Regions from separate parts of the Homo sapiens genome. Here region 2 is linked to region 1. A link is a loop called in an ENCODE intact Hi-C map of the cell type or tissue named here. Cell type or tissue: IMR-90. All regions are shown on one strand. Each heading gives the region's core, and the rest is flanking DNA. Links, peaks and the distances in the headings are about the cores only. Region 1 has its middle 260 kb from the start of BMPER. Region 2 has its middle 25 kb from the start of FLJ20712.

What was found. Peaks named below come from ENCODE experiments on the same cell type or tissue, not always from the same donor. Only the 100,000 strongest peaks of a DNase experiment are listed, where the experiment ranks them.
Region 2: it touches region 1 in a loop (6-fold over the local background); 2 of 110 quality-filtered maps call a loop at or near these places.

The regions. Positions count from the first base shown.
Region 1 is chr7:34,163,293-34,170,244 of GRCh38, reverse strand. No RefSeq gene overlaps it. Among named protein-coding and RNA genes, the nearest start is that of BMPER, 260 kb to the right of the region's middle. In IMR-90, for the core only: a CTCF peak has its summit at 4,121 (motif pointing right); a DNase peak (open chromatin) is centred at 4,124.
Region 2 is chr7:33,747,098-33,754,049 of GRCh38, reverse strand. No RefSeq gene overlaps it. Among named protein-coding and RNA genes, the nearest start is that of FLJ20712, 25 kb to the right of the region's middle. RefSeq lists an enhancer at 1,891-3,090. In IMR-90, for the core only: no CTCF peak of the experiment used is centred there; a DNase peak (open chromatin) is centred at 3,669.

The DNA of each region.
Region 1 (6,952 bases), core at 1,314-6,313:
AGTCAGGAAACAACAGGTGCTGGAGAGGATGTGGAGAAATAGGAACACTTTTACACTGTTGGTGGGACTGTAAACTAGTTCAACCATTGTGGAAGTCAGTGTGGCGATTCCTCAGGGATCTAGAACTAGAAATACCATTTGACCCAGCAATCCCATTACTGGGTATATACCCAAAGGACTATAAATCATGCGCTATAAAGACACATGCACACGTATGTTTATTGCGGCATTATTCACAATAGCAAAGACTTGGAACCAACCCAAATGTCCAACAATGATAGACTGGATTAAGAAAATGTGGCACATATACACCATGGAATACTATGCAGCCATAAAAAAGGATGAGTTCATGTCCTTTGTAGGGACATGGATGAAATTGGAAATCATCATTCTCAGTAAACTATCGCAAGAACAAAAAACCAAACACCGCATATTCTCACTCATAGGTGGGAATTGAACAATGAGATCACATGGACACAGGAAGGGGAATATCACGCTCTGGGGACTGTTGTGGGGTGGGGGGCGGGGGGAGGGATAGCACTGGGAGATATACCTAATGCTAGATGACAAGTTAGTGGGTGCAGCGCACCAGCATGGCACATGTGTACATATGTAACTAACCTGCACAATGTGCACATGTACCCTAAAACTTAAAGTATAATTAAAAAAAAAGAAGATATAAAGAAAACTTAAATGGAAATTTTATAACTGCAAAATACAATAACAAAATTTAACAAGAACCAAAAGGTGGAATCAATAGCAGATGAACAGAACATAAGAAAAAAATCAATAACCTTTAAGATAGAACAATGAAAATGACCCAATCTGAAAAACAGAAAAAAATAGACTGAGGAAACCATGAACATGGCTTCAGGGACCTGTGACATTATAACAAAATATTTAACTTTCACAGCATCATTGTCCTGGAAGGAGAGGAGAAAGAGTGGGGCCAAAAAAGGTGCAGAAAAATAATGACTAAAATTTCCCAAGGCAAATTATATAGACCCAGATTTAAGAAGTTGTGCGAATCTCAAGCGGCATAGTCCAAGTAAATCTACACAAAGACATATTCTAGCCAAGCTTCTGAAAATAAAAGACCAAGGAACATTCTGCAGAGCAGAAAGTAAGAAGTGACATAATCCCTACATGGGAAAGCAATTTGGATGACAACATATTTCACATCAGAAACCATGGAGACCTGGAGGGAGTGGCACATTTTTCAAATGATGAAAAAGCAAGCAAACAAACAAAAATGCACACAAAAATCTATCAACCCTAAATTCTATTTCCAGGTGGAAAAAATCCTTCAGGAATTAAGAAGAAATCAAGACATTTTCAGATGAAAACAACACTAAGAAAATTTGTCTTAGAATGGCAGAAAAAAAGGAATCTTAGAACATCAGGAAGGAAGAAAAACCAATGGAAAGACTAAATGTAACTAAGTATCATAGAATTTCCTTCACTTGGAGAAGGAAATTGTGCTTGATAGTTGAAAGGAAAATTATAATATCGTCTAATGTGTTTCTCCAAGTGTGCCGAAAAAATATTTAAGATAATTATAAATGGGGGAAAGCAAAGGGACTTAAATGAGGGCCAGGTTTCTATACTTTGCTTGAACTGTTAAAATGTTAATATGAATAGTCTGTGTCATTTATATAATATTCTTAAATGATAAAACTAAAGAAATGGAAAGTGCATCAGTGGTTTCCAGGGGTTAAGGATGTAGGGGAAGGGAGTTTATGTGACTATAAAGAAGTTGTTTTACTCTGTTGTATTAGTCAGTTCTCATGCTGCTACTAAAGACATACCCGAGACTGGGTAATTTATACCGAAAAAAAGATTTAATGGACTCACAGTTCCACATGGCTGGAGAGGCCTCACAATCTTGGTGGAAGGCAAAGGAGGAGCAAAGTCACGTTTTACATGGCGGCAGGGAAGAGAGCGTGTGCAGGGGAACTCGCCTTTATAAAACCATCAGCTCTGCTGAGACTTATTCACTATCACAAGAACAGCGTGGGAGAAACCCGCCCCCATGATTCACTTACCTCCCACTGGGTCCCTCCCACGACACATGGGGATTATGGGATTATTATAGCTGCATATATTTGAGCAGTGCACTCCACCTCTCTAACCCTCAATTTGCTTGCTAGTAAGGGACAAGGGACCCCCAAATGGGTGATGTACATATTATGACCCAAAGAACGACCATGCCCTATCAGAGGTTTCAGATCATAGCCCTATGGCCACAGTCTTTGAGGTAAAAATGATATTTGGCAAACAAAAAATGATGCATTTCTGTATCTGGAATTTTAAATTTACTCAGGTAGGGAATTTTGGTTTCCCTGTGATTCTCCTGGCACAGGTCTTTGTCCCAAAAGTGGAAGGGAGAGAAAACCCAGGACATCTAGGGATTCCAGACTATATGCTCTTTGATTAAATAGTCTTTCACCTGACTGTCCACGAGGATTTGTCCTTCTGTGATCTGTGTCTGCATTTAAATACATTTCTGTTTTAAACATTCTTAGACCTGTGGGAGCTTGTTTTAAAAGAAGTGAGTGACAAACTCCCCCATAGTGTGTGTGTGTGTGTGTGTGTGTGTGTGTGTGTGTGTGTGTGTGTATTATATATATATATATTTTATATATATTATATATATATATATATATAATATATATATATATATATTAGCAAAGTAGTTTTAAAAATCAGGCACTTAGCCTGCCAAGTTTCATCTCTTGGAAATGACAAGAGAGGCTGCCTCAGACTTTAAAACATCTAATTTGTAAGTGGTCCATCTATTTTTATAAAGGGCGGAGAAGGGAGTGGTGGGGGAAAATATCCAATCTCATTAAAATTCTCACAACGATTTAATGAGGATGAATTGTCTTCATTTTATAGTCAATGAAACAGGGGTTCAAAAAGATTAAGCAACTTGTTCAAGGTCACACTCAATGTTAACAGACATCCTGGAGTATAAAGGCAGTTTTCTCTGAATCCCATGTTCTTGGCCCTGGCTGCAGGAACCTCGCTGATACCACCAAGAGTAGGCAGGGATGCTTTCAGCAGGAAAAGCAGAACAAAAAAACAAAATAAAATGAGGAATCCTTGAAGTCTTAGATATAGAAAAAGGACGGGCGTAGCTGAACAATAACAGCAAACACATCTTAAGAGGCCAGTCCCTGAGGACACTTGCACCAGGAAGACAAATGGGCTTCAGATGCCCCCCACAGCCCCTAACCCACTTATTTTTATTTTCCTCCATGTTACCTCTATGATTTGGAATAATCTAAAAACTCCCTCTTTTTTTAACTTTTTTTTCTGATTTTATTATCTTTTTTATGATTTTTAAAAATTGACACATAATGATTGTACACATTCATGGGGTGCATAATGGTGTTTTGATACATGTAATGTATAGTAATGATATTATGGTAATTAACTATCATCTCAAACATTTGTCATTTGTTTGTGTTGGGAATAGTCAATATCCTCCTTCTAGCTATTTGAAACTACATAATATGTTAATATTAGCTAGAGTCATCCTATAGTGGTATGGAACACCAGGGCTTCTGTCTAACTGTAACTTTGTATTCTTTAACAAATCTCTCCCTAGCCTTCCTTTCAAGTATGGAAGGTATGGTAAGGGCAGTTCTAAACTCTACTTGAATTTCCCAAGTCAGGGAAGGGCCACCTGTGGAACCATTGCCTCTCCCCTGATGCCCAAGTACAGCTGCGTGCATACGGCAGAGGTCTAGTTTGGGCTTTCGCTTCAGTGGTCACTGGGAGAGAATTTCAGGGTTTCAGGATTTTCCCAGTTGTGATTTCATTTTATTGTCACAATAACTCTGTGCAATTGACAGAGTACACAGTAAATTCCCAAGGCATGTCCATTTATTTTGTCTGTTATTGTTGTTTAGCCAGTTTGTATTGAGTCTTTTCTTTAAGCTAGAAACTTTTAAATGAGCATGGATTTATGTAAATTAACCCAAATTATGCACCATATTAAAGGTTAAAAAGCTGAGGCTGAGAGTAGACCAGGTGCTCATACCAGATTACATAGCAGAATCAAAATCCAGATCAATCAGTTTCCCAGTACATGGCTTTTTCCACCAGGGGTCAGTAAACTCTCTTTCTGTAAAGGTCCAGATAGTAAACATGTAAGGCCATACTATGTCCATAACAACTACTCACCTCTGTCCTTGCAGTACAAAAGCAGTCCTAGACAATTTGTAAGAAATGAGCATGGCTGTGTTCCTATAAAATATTATTATTTTTTCTTTAAAAAAAAAAAGGCAGTCAGCCAGATTTGGCCCATAGACCATATTTTCCCATCCCTAGGGCAGACCACTACCTTGGTTCAGAAAGTGTTAGTGTTTTTAAGCAGGTCCTAAAATTCCTCTGTAATTGCTTCCCCAACCCAATGCCAATACACCTACTTGCCTTTCCTCTTTCCCTTCCTGAAAGTGTGGCTCTGTACAAGAATCCGGCATCTAAAATTAGTACTGGATTATATTCCTGTTCTCTATTAGATTGAAATGTACTCCAGTTACAGAAAAGCACATGTGCTGTCTCCCCAGGAGAAATTGCATATTTGTGCCAAGAGAAGCCTAGTCACTGGAGCTCTCCAAAATGCTTTCATAGACACCATGGCTCTATTAGTCAGTCTTGGAGTAAAGAGAAAGAGGCACATATTCTCAGGTCCCCCTAGGTGGTGTTTGGGCTTTAGCTGGGGATACCTGGACTTGAGGTGGCCATGACTGCCATCTTCTTAGCCATGCTGACATCTTGGCCCCTGCACTGCAAAATGTGAAGAATGGAGGACAAGATCAAGAGCACAGAATCCTTCAGGATACACGCCAAGCTCTGGGACCATCTGCTCTTCCACTGACATCTTCTCTGTGTATTCACAAAAGAGTATCTGATTAGATTGATGTGTGACCCTGCCCTCTGGCAGATTCTTGTTGAGTAGAGTCTTGCCCTGTATGCTAAGCACTATTCTAGGCGCTGGAGATATGTCAGTAAACAAAACCCCCGCTGTCGCAAACTAACATTCAGATGAGAGAAAAGAGGACAAAAGCAAACGAATACATCTATAATATTTTAGATAGGAAGAGAAATAAGGGAAAGGAAATGGATGGATGGATGAAAATGTACTATTTTAGATACGATGATCGGAAAAGAACTTCTAGATGAGGTGAGATCTGGCAGAGACTTGAATGAGATGAGGGGCTGAACCATATGACTATCTGAAGGAATCACATTCTGGGAAGAGGGAATAGCAAATGCAAAGATCTTGAAATATGCCTGGCAATCTGAAGACAGCAAAGAGGCCAGAGTTGCTGGAGAAGAGAGAGAGAGAGGAAAAGAAGCATAAGATGAGATCAGAAACTCTGCTTGTGTTACTATAACAGAGCTGAGCCTGGGTAATTTATAAATAACAAATATTTACTTCTCACAGCTCTGGAGGCTGGAAAGTCCAAGATCAAGGCATCAGCAGTTCGATGTTTGCTGAGGACCCAGTCTCTGCCTCCAGGATGGTACCTTGAACACTGCATCCTCTGGAAGCATGAATGCTATGTCCTCACATGCGAAAAGAGACAGAAGGGGCAAACTCACCCCCTCAATGCCCTTTCATGGGGCACAAATACATTCATGAGGTTGGAGCCCTTATGGCCGAATCACTTCCTAAAGGCCACATCACTTAATACTGTTGTCTTGGGGATTAAGTTTCAACATGAATCTTGGAGGAGGCAAAGACATTGAAACCATAGCAAAAAGGGAGCAAAGGTCCAAAACATGCAAGTTTTCTAGATCCTGGACAGGATTTTAGATTTTATTCTGAGTGAGATGAGTGGCCATTGGGGTTTGAGAGGAGAAAAAACATGAGTTTTTAAAGGTTTAGTCTAGCTGCTGCATGTGCATATGCATGGATGTGTAGTGGGGGAAAGAGAAGGGAAACAAGGATGAAGTGGGAGACCTATCAGCAGAGTCAATAGAAGTTACTGATGAGTGGTAAAGAGAAAGTGCAGAGTCAAGGATGACTCCCAGGTATTGCACCCTCTCACATCCTCACCACCCACCTTTTTGTTCCAGCAGTTGCTGTGGCAACAAGCTGCAGTGGGTGAAGCCTGGCAGCACCGTGGCCTCAGCTGCACCTTGCATTTCTTGCCTTTTGCCCCAGAGTTTCTTAGCCTTTCCATGGGACTCTTCCAGAAGCTCACTCAGCCATTCAGGTCCCTGTGTAAGCCTGGAAGACCAAGGAAGTTAACACCTCAGGGGCAGTTTTTGACCAATGAGGGTTTAGAGCAGGTGGATAATTCTGAGGCTCAACGTGTGTATCTTTTAAAAGAACACCCATTGGAACTAAGCCCCCAGGTATCCACAGCAGTAACCAGCTCTACCATAGTTCCTTGGAATGGATTTTCCTCTTTCCATTTTACTCTTCCTAGTCCCTCACTATTGTTCCCTGGGTCCCCTTCCAAAAATAAACTTAAAACCCAAACAGTGTCAAGAGTTTATCATTGAGTATATGAAAGTTTGGACTGCTCATTCCATCACCAAGTGGAGATGACAAGGAAGCAGTTGGAAGTACTTGAATCTGGAACTCAGAACACAATATGCAAAAGAGACCAGGCTACTTGTCTTCCAAGGTCACTGTGTCAAGGTGTACCAGGCACCTCCACCTTCACAGCTCCACCAATACAATGCATCTCCATCTCCTACTGTTCCCTTGGCAGGTGACTTCTTCTTGACCCTGAAGAGGATGCAATGAACAGTGGAAAGAGCAAACAGCAGTCTTGTGATGACCTGTCTTGTGATGGCAGCTTTTCCACGCTATTTTCATTTGTTTCTAGCTCCAGTAGATGTGATGTCCTCAGAGCAGATGAGCAGCCACATTAGAATGAAGGCTTGTCGAAAGTCAGCATGGCCACCCCTGCAGAGAAACATGGTC
Region 2 (6,952 bases), core at 1,305-6,304, 420 kb after region 1:
CAGGGCCTTTACTCTCATATGTAGCCATTTACTTCTTTGACAAATATTTACTGAGTGCCTACTATGTGCTGAGGAGAAAAGGCATCCTGGCGAGAGCACAGGCTTAGAATCTGATAGGCCTGGGCTCAATGATTGGCTTTGCAGTTTTCTAAATGGGCAGCCTTGGGCAGATTAGTTAACCCCTGTATGCCAGGCACATAGTGGAAAGTCAGTGGAGATTTGTCAAGGAAATAAATAAATAAGTTTTTGTTTCTTCATCTATAAAATGTGGCTATCAGAGCCTGCTTTGTGGGGTTATTGAAGATGTGATGAGAAAATGGATAGATCGTGCTTTATTGCTGTTGCTGTTTTTCCATTAGTATACAGTGGTCCCCGATCTTTGGTACTGTGGAGAAGGCAGACAAGCAAATCAACAATTATTCTGCAATGTGGCTGAAAAATAAACTAAACTAGGGGTGGGAAAGCACAGTGGTGAGACTCAGAAAAGGCTTCCCAGGGAAATGATTCTCGAGCTAAGGTTTATCAGGTAGGTAAAACCCAGCCAGGCAAAAGAAGGGAGGAATGGCATTCCAAGCAAACGGATTGGAACCCAGTGGGCAAAGAGGCAGGAGGGAGGTCTGTGTCCTGACAGGTGGCTTGATGTGGCTCAACTCCCAGGCACACGGGGGCAGATAATAGGCTAAAGAGATAGGCTTTATTCAGTCATTTTTCTGGGTCTCAACCTTACATTCTTAATCCAAACCAAACACCAGTGATGGAGGCACGGGTAAGAAAGAAACTTGGTCAGGCACAGTGGCTTACACCTGGAATCCCAGCACTTTGGGAGGCCAAGGCAGGTAGATCACTGGAGATTAGGAGTTCGAGACCAGCCTGGCCAACACGGTGAAACCCCATCTCTACTAAAAAAAAAAAAAAAAAACAAAAATTAGCTGGGCGTGGTGGCACATGCCTGTAATCCCAGCTACTAGGGAGGCTGAGGCAGGAGCATTGCTTGAACCCGGCAGGTGGAGGTTGCAGTTAGCCGAGATTGAGCCACTGGACTCTAGCCTGGGCAACAGAGCAAGACTTTAACTAGAAAAAAAAAAAAAGAAAGAAGAAAGAAGAAAAGAAAGAAAGAAAGAAAGAAAGAAAGAAAGAAAGAAAGAAAGAAAGAAAGAAAGAAAGAAAGAGAAAGAAAGAAAGGAAGGAAGGAAGGAAGGAAGGAAGGAAGGAAGGAAGGAAGGAAGGAAAAGAAAAGAAAGAAAGAAAAGAAAGAAAGAGGGAAGGAGGAAGGGAGGGAGGGAAGGAAGGAAGGAAGGAAGACTTGCAAGCAGGAAAGCGTCTATTGCCACCATGGCTGTAGGGCAGTGGGGTGGTTCCAGGATTCAGCCTTCACAGAAGCCACCAGAAAATCTACAGGAGTCAGCAGGAAACCTGTTATTTTCCTGAAGCACCCAACTCTAAATGACACTTGAAATCTTAGAGTTTTAATATCTTTATCCTAGTATTTTTAGTCCTGAATTCCTGAACTTAATTGCTAATCCCATCTACAGTCACGCATTGCTTAATGATGGGGATATATTTGGAGATATGTGTCCTTAGGTGATTTCGTTGTTGTGACCATCACAGAGTGCATTACACAACCTAGATGGTAGGGCCTCCTACACACCGAGGCTATGTGGTATGGCCTAGTGCTCCTAGACTACAGACCTGTACAGCATGGTCCTGTACTGAATACCGTAGGCAACTGTAACACAGCAGTATTTGTGTATAAGATATCTAAACACAGAAAAGATAGAGTAAAAATACTGTATTATAATCTTATGGGCCCACCATCATCTATGTGGTCCTGTGGTTTAATAAAACATCGTAATATGGCGTGTAACTGTAGATTTACATTTTCAGCTTTTCATCTATGAGCATTTTATCTTAATATTTTACCTCCTCTATGCTTATGCTTTTAAACTTTTATCTTATTAACTTCAAGCCTCTTATCTTTTATTTTAAATATCATTCATTTTATCACATGTACCTTATCTTACAAACATTTTAAATTTTATTTTCAACTAATACTTTGTTTTTCTTACATTTTTTTTCTGGCAGTGTTTTAATTTTATTCACCTTGTAACTTTCTAGCTTCTTTTTCTTTTAAAAGAATTTCTTCTTTCTTTTCTCTTTCATTTTCCTTTTCCTCCTCCTCCTTTTCTTTGCCTTCCTTTTCTTCTATTTGACCATATTTGGGTTTGTTTTTTTAGTGTCCAGAGAAGACAAAAGCTGATAGAGAAGGGAACATGGTGAGAAGCTACCCCACAGACAGAGGCAGCTGGATCAATGTCCTTCTTCCCCTTGGGTAACTCTGTGGACCCTCCTGCCCCAATTGTCCTTGCAGCTTCCCCTAAAATGCAGCCTGAACACCCTCCCTCTGCCTGCTATCCCGCCCAGCTCCACCAATGATTTACCCAGCCCTTTAAAGAATGGATTGAGAAAGAGAGAGAGAGAGAGGAAACTTACCTGCAGAGAATAACATGTTAACCCCTTCCCTGGCTGCAGTTCTGTGACATAGTACACAAAAGATATTGCAATTGTTTTTCTTTCTGACATCATATCTACCAGGCCTTACAGGAATTTTTTGCATGTTTAGAATCCATGTGTGTGTGTGTGTGTGTGTGTGTGTGCATGTGTGTGTTATCAGAGACTGTTGTGCCCCTACTAGGAGGTTTTAAACATTGTCAGAACCTATACGTGTTCTCCCAGAACATCAGATATCAAAGAGCAAGGGGGGCCCGTGCATTTCGAAGATACGTGCCCAGGTCTCCCCTAGTAGTTCTCAGGGAGAGAAGTAGGTAAGGCTGAGCTTCTCCACTTTTTTATTGTCTTCCAGAAAAGAACAGAATGTTATTCTGAGGAGAATGGAATTTCTGAAGATCATTTAATCATCTCTCAGGGTCTAGGCTGCTTTGTACACATAAGAGTAATTTAGGGAACTGTTAATAATGCAGATTTCACCTACTCAACATCAGCCTTGGCAAAGAACTTATGGCTAAGTCCCCAAAAGCAATTGTAAGAAAAACAAAAAAACAACAGTGGGACCTAATTATACTAAAGGGCTCTGCACAACAAAAGAAAATAGCAACAAAGTAAACAGACAACCTGCACAATGAGAGAAAATATTTGCAGACTATGCATCCAATAAAGGACTACTATCCAGAATGTGTAAGGAACTTCAATCAGCAAGCAAAAAACAAATGACCTCATTAAAAGACAGGCAAGGCTGGGAGCGGTAGCTCACACCTGTAATCCCAACATTTTGGGAGGCCAAGGTGGGCAGATCACTTGAGGTCAGGAGTTCGAGACCAGCCTGGTCAACATCCAGTGAAACTCCATCTCTACTAAAAATACAAAAAGTAGCCAGGCATGGTTGTGCACACCTGTAATCCCAGCTACATGGGAGGCGGAGCAATAGAATCGCTTGAACCTGGGAGGCAGAGGTTGCAGTTAGCTGAGATCACACCTCTGCACTCCAGCCTGAGCTACAGAGCAAGACTCCGTCTCAGAAAAAAAAAAAAAAAAAAAAAAAAAAGATGGGCAAAGGACATGAACAGCTGCTTCTCAAAAGAAGATATACAAGTGGCCAAGAAACATATTTTTAAAAATGCTCATTGTCACTAGTCATAACAGAAATGCAAATCAAAACCACAATGAGATTCTATCTCACCCCAGTCAGCATGGCTATTATTAAAAAGTCAAAAAATAGCAGAGGCTGGGGAGGTTGCAAAGAAAAGGGAACACTTAAACACTGCTGGTGGGAATGTAAGTTAGGCCAGCTACTGTGGAAGGTAGTTTGTAGTTTTCTCAAAGAGCTTAAAACAGAACTACCATTTGACCCATCAATCCCATTACTGGGTATAAACCCAAAAGAAAATAAACTTTTCTACCAAAAGGACACACACACTCATATGTTCATCACAGCACTATTCACAATAGTGAAGTCATGGAATCCATCTAGGTGCCCATCAAAGATGGATTAGATAAAGGAAATATAGTACATATACACCATGGAATACTACACAACCATAAACAAGAATGAAATCAGGTCCTTTGCAGCAACATGAATGCAGCTGGAGATTATGATCCTAAGCAAATGAATACAGGAACAGAAAACCAAATACCACATGTTTTCACTTATAAGTGGGAACTAAGCATTGAGGACACATGAACATAAAGATGGGAACAATAGAAAGTCGAGACTACTAGAAGCGGGAGGGAGGAAGGGGAATGTGGGCTGGAAAACTTCCTATTAGGTACAATGCTCACTACTTGAGTGATGGAATCATTCATACCCCAAACCTCAGCATCATGCAATATACCCGTGTAACAAGCCTGCACATGTACCCCCTGAGTCAAAAATAAAAGTTGAAAAAAACATTTTTATTTATTTATTTATTTGCTTTTTTTTTTTTTTGAGACAGAGTCTTGCTTTGTTGCCCAGGCTAGAGTGCAGAGGCTCAATCTCGGCTCACTGCAAGCTCCGCCTCCTGGGTTCACGCCATTCTCCTGCCTCAGCCTCCCGAGTAGCTGTGACTACAGGCACCCGCCACCATGCCCAGCTAATTTTTTGTATTTTTAGTAGAGACGGGGTTTCACCATGTTGGCCAGGATGGTCTCAATCTCCTGACCTCGTGATCCACCTGCCTCGACCTCCCAAAGTGCTGGGATTACAGGCGTGAGCCACCACGCTCGGCCAAAAGTTGAAATTTTTAATGCAGGTTTTACAGACACTCCCCAGAGATTGTGACTCAATAGAATGGGGTCCAGGAATCCAAAAAAGTTTTTGCCAGATGTCCCCAGGAGACTCTGATGTAGGTGGCCCATGGGCTACACTTTGAGAAGCACTCACTAAGCTTATATGGACAGAATCTTTTTATAGATTCTGCCTTCAGAACTCTCCCTTTGCAGCATCCTGCTGAGGGGGTGTCCCCTTCCCAAAGATGGCCACCAGGCAACACGGCCGCAGTGGCTGCCCGGTGCAGCGAGGCCATGGGACGCATTCCTCCAGCTGCTCTGGATCCCCTAGAGTGAGGCTTTCATCAGTTGGATTCCTGTCCTGGAGCTCAGCCAGTTCCAGGATAAGGGCCTGGGACACTGGGCTCTCGAATAGATTTTGATGCTGGGTTTGTTTGCTGATCTGTTGTTCTTGTTTATTTTTAAGACTTGAGGGTGTGTTTGAATCCTGAAAGGGACGTAATAAAGGGGAGAAGCTAAGATGAAGGAGGAGAGGGCCTTCCTACCTGAAGGAGGCCCCAAGAAGGCAGCAGAGAGGGATCTGAGCACAGTTCCTCCAGTGTGGTTAGGAGCAAGAAGTGGCGGATGAGCGTAGGGGCAAGTGAGAGCCTGGGCTCAGCAACAGGCTCCATCTGGCAGCTCCACTATGAGGCTGAAACTGAGGGAGGGTTCCAGTGGAACCAACTTTTAGAGAGAGTACAGGGAATGGAGGCATCTTGGTGAAGGAGGGAAGAGTGAGCTCTCTGGAAAAATGAAGTAAGTTTGCTGTACTCCATCGGGATCCCAGTTAGCATTGTTATTTCAGAATTTATGATGTTAAAAATTGACACAGTTGTGCAGATTTCCTCCGGCGATTTTCAGACGCCAGGAGAAGGTAGAGGATGGATTGATCCAGGGTTGGAGTCTTGCTAATTCCATTTTGGAAGGACAGAGATGCATAGGAATTTAATATGTAAAAGATTAGTTTTATGAAATCTGAACTGAACAATAAAGACAGGAGGCAGGTGATGGATAATGAGAAAATGTATATATGGGGAGCTGGTCAAAGGTCCCAATTAATTCTAAGAGCAATTGAAGATGGAAGGGGTGTTGAATAGACGGCTGGAGAGGAGAAGAGGCTAAGTTCAAGAGTGGGATGTTTGTTTTCTATGGAGAAGTTCCCGGAACTGACAAGGATCAGGATGTGACCATGGGAGGAAGCTGCTGAAGTTGGATAGAAGAGGAAAAGATGACATAGTCCCAGAACAGAGAGGATGGTGGATGGGTTAGTTGCTTGAAAGTGATTTCTATGGTAAGCGAACCACTTTCTTACCATTGTGATTTCTATTAGGTATAATAACCGAAATGGATAATTCCACCCCAAACTATTACAGAGGCGATGGCATTGCATCAATGTGAGACATGCTTCTGGGGAGAGCGTGGTTCATGTCCCTTGCCCAGGGAGGATGGCATAGTATAGAGAATTTGCTCCTCTGTTCTCTATCGTCATTTTGAAGGACTCTGAATGGTATAAAAATGATTAGCCCCTATCCCTCACTTTAAAAATGGAATTTTACCATAGCTTAGCCTAGCCTGCCTTAAACGTGCTCGGAGCACTTACATTAGCCTAGAGTTTGGCAAAATCATCTCACACAAAGACCTTTTTATAAGAAAGTGTTGAATATCTCAAGTAATTTATTAAATACTGTACTGAAGGTGAAAAACAGAATGGTACCCAAAACACTGTTTTTACCGACTTCACCTTATGTTCCCACCATCATAAAGTCAAAAATCGTAAGTTGAACCATCGTAAATTGAGGACTGTCTGTGTACAATTTTTGTTGGTTAAAAATAAATAATCATAAAGAAAAAATAAAAATGGATTTTTATTTCTTAGTGTCAAAAATTTAGAAGATAAACGCAAGGAAAAAGAAACAGAGAAAATGAAAAACTGTGTATCGTATATTACTCAAAATATCACCTTATGAAGAAAACCACTATGTACATTTTAATGTATATAATTCTAGGATGTGTGTGTGTACACTTGTGTGCATTTTTTTAAAAAAATAAAATTATATTGCATAGTAATATGCTTGTCTCATCTGTTTAGTTATAAATGGATTCCCATGTCAGTAAAAAATCATCCAACATGGTTTATTTTTACATTGTTTTCTTCAACATGATTTTTAGTGTCTATCCTACTTCATAGGTA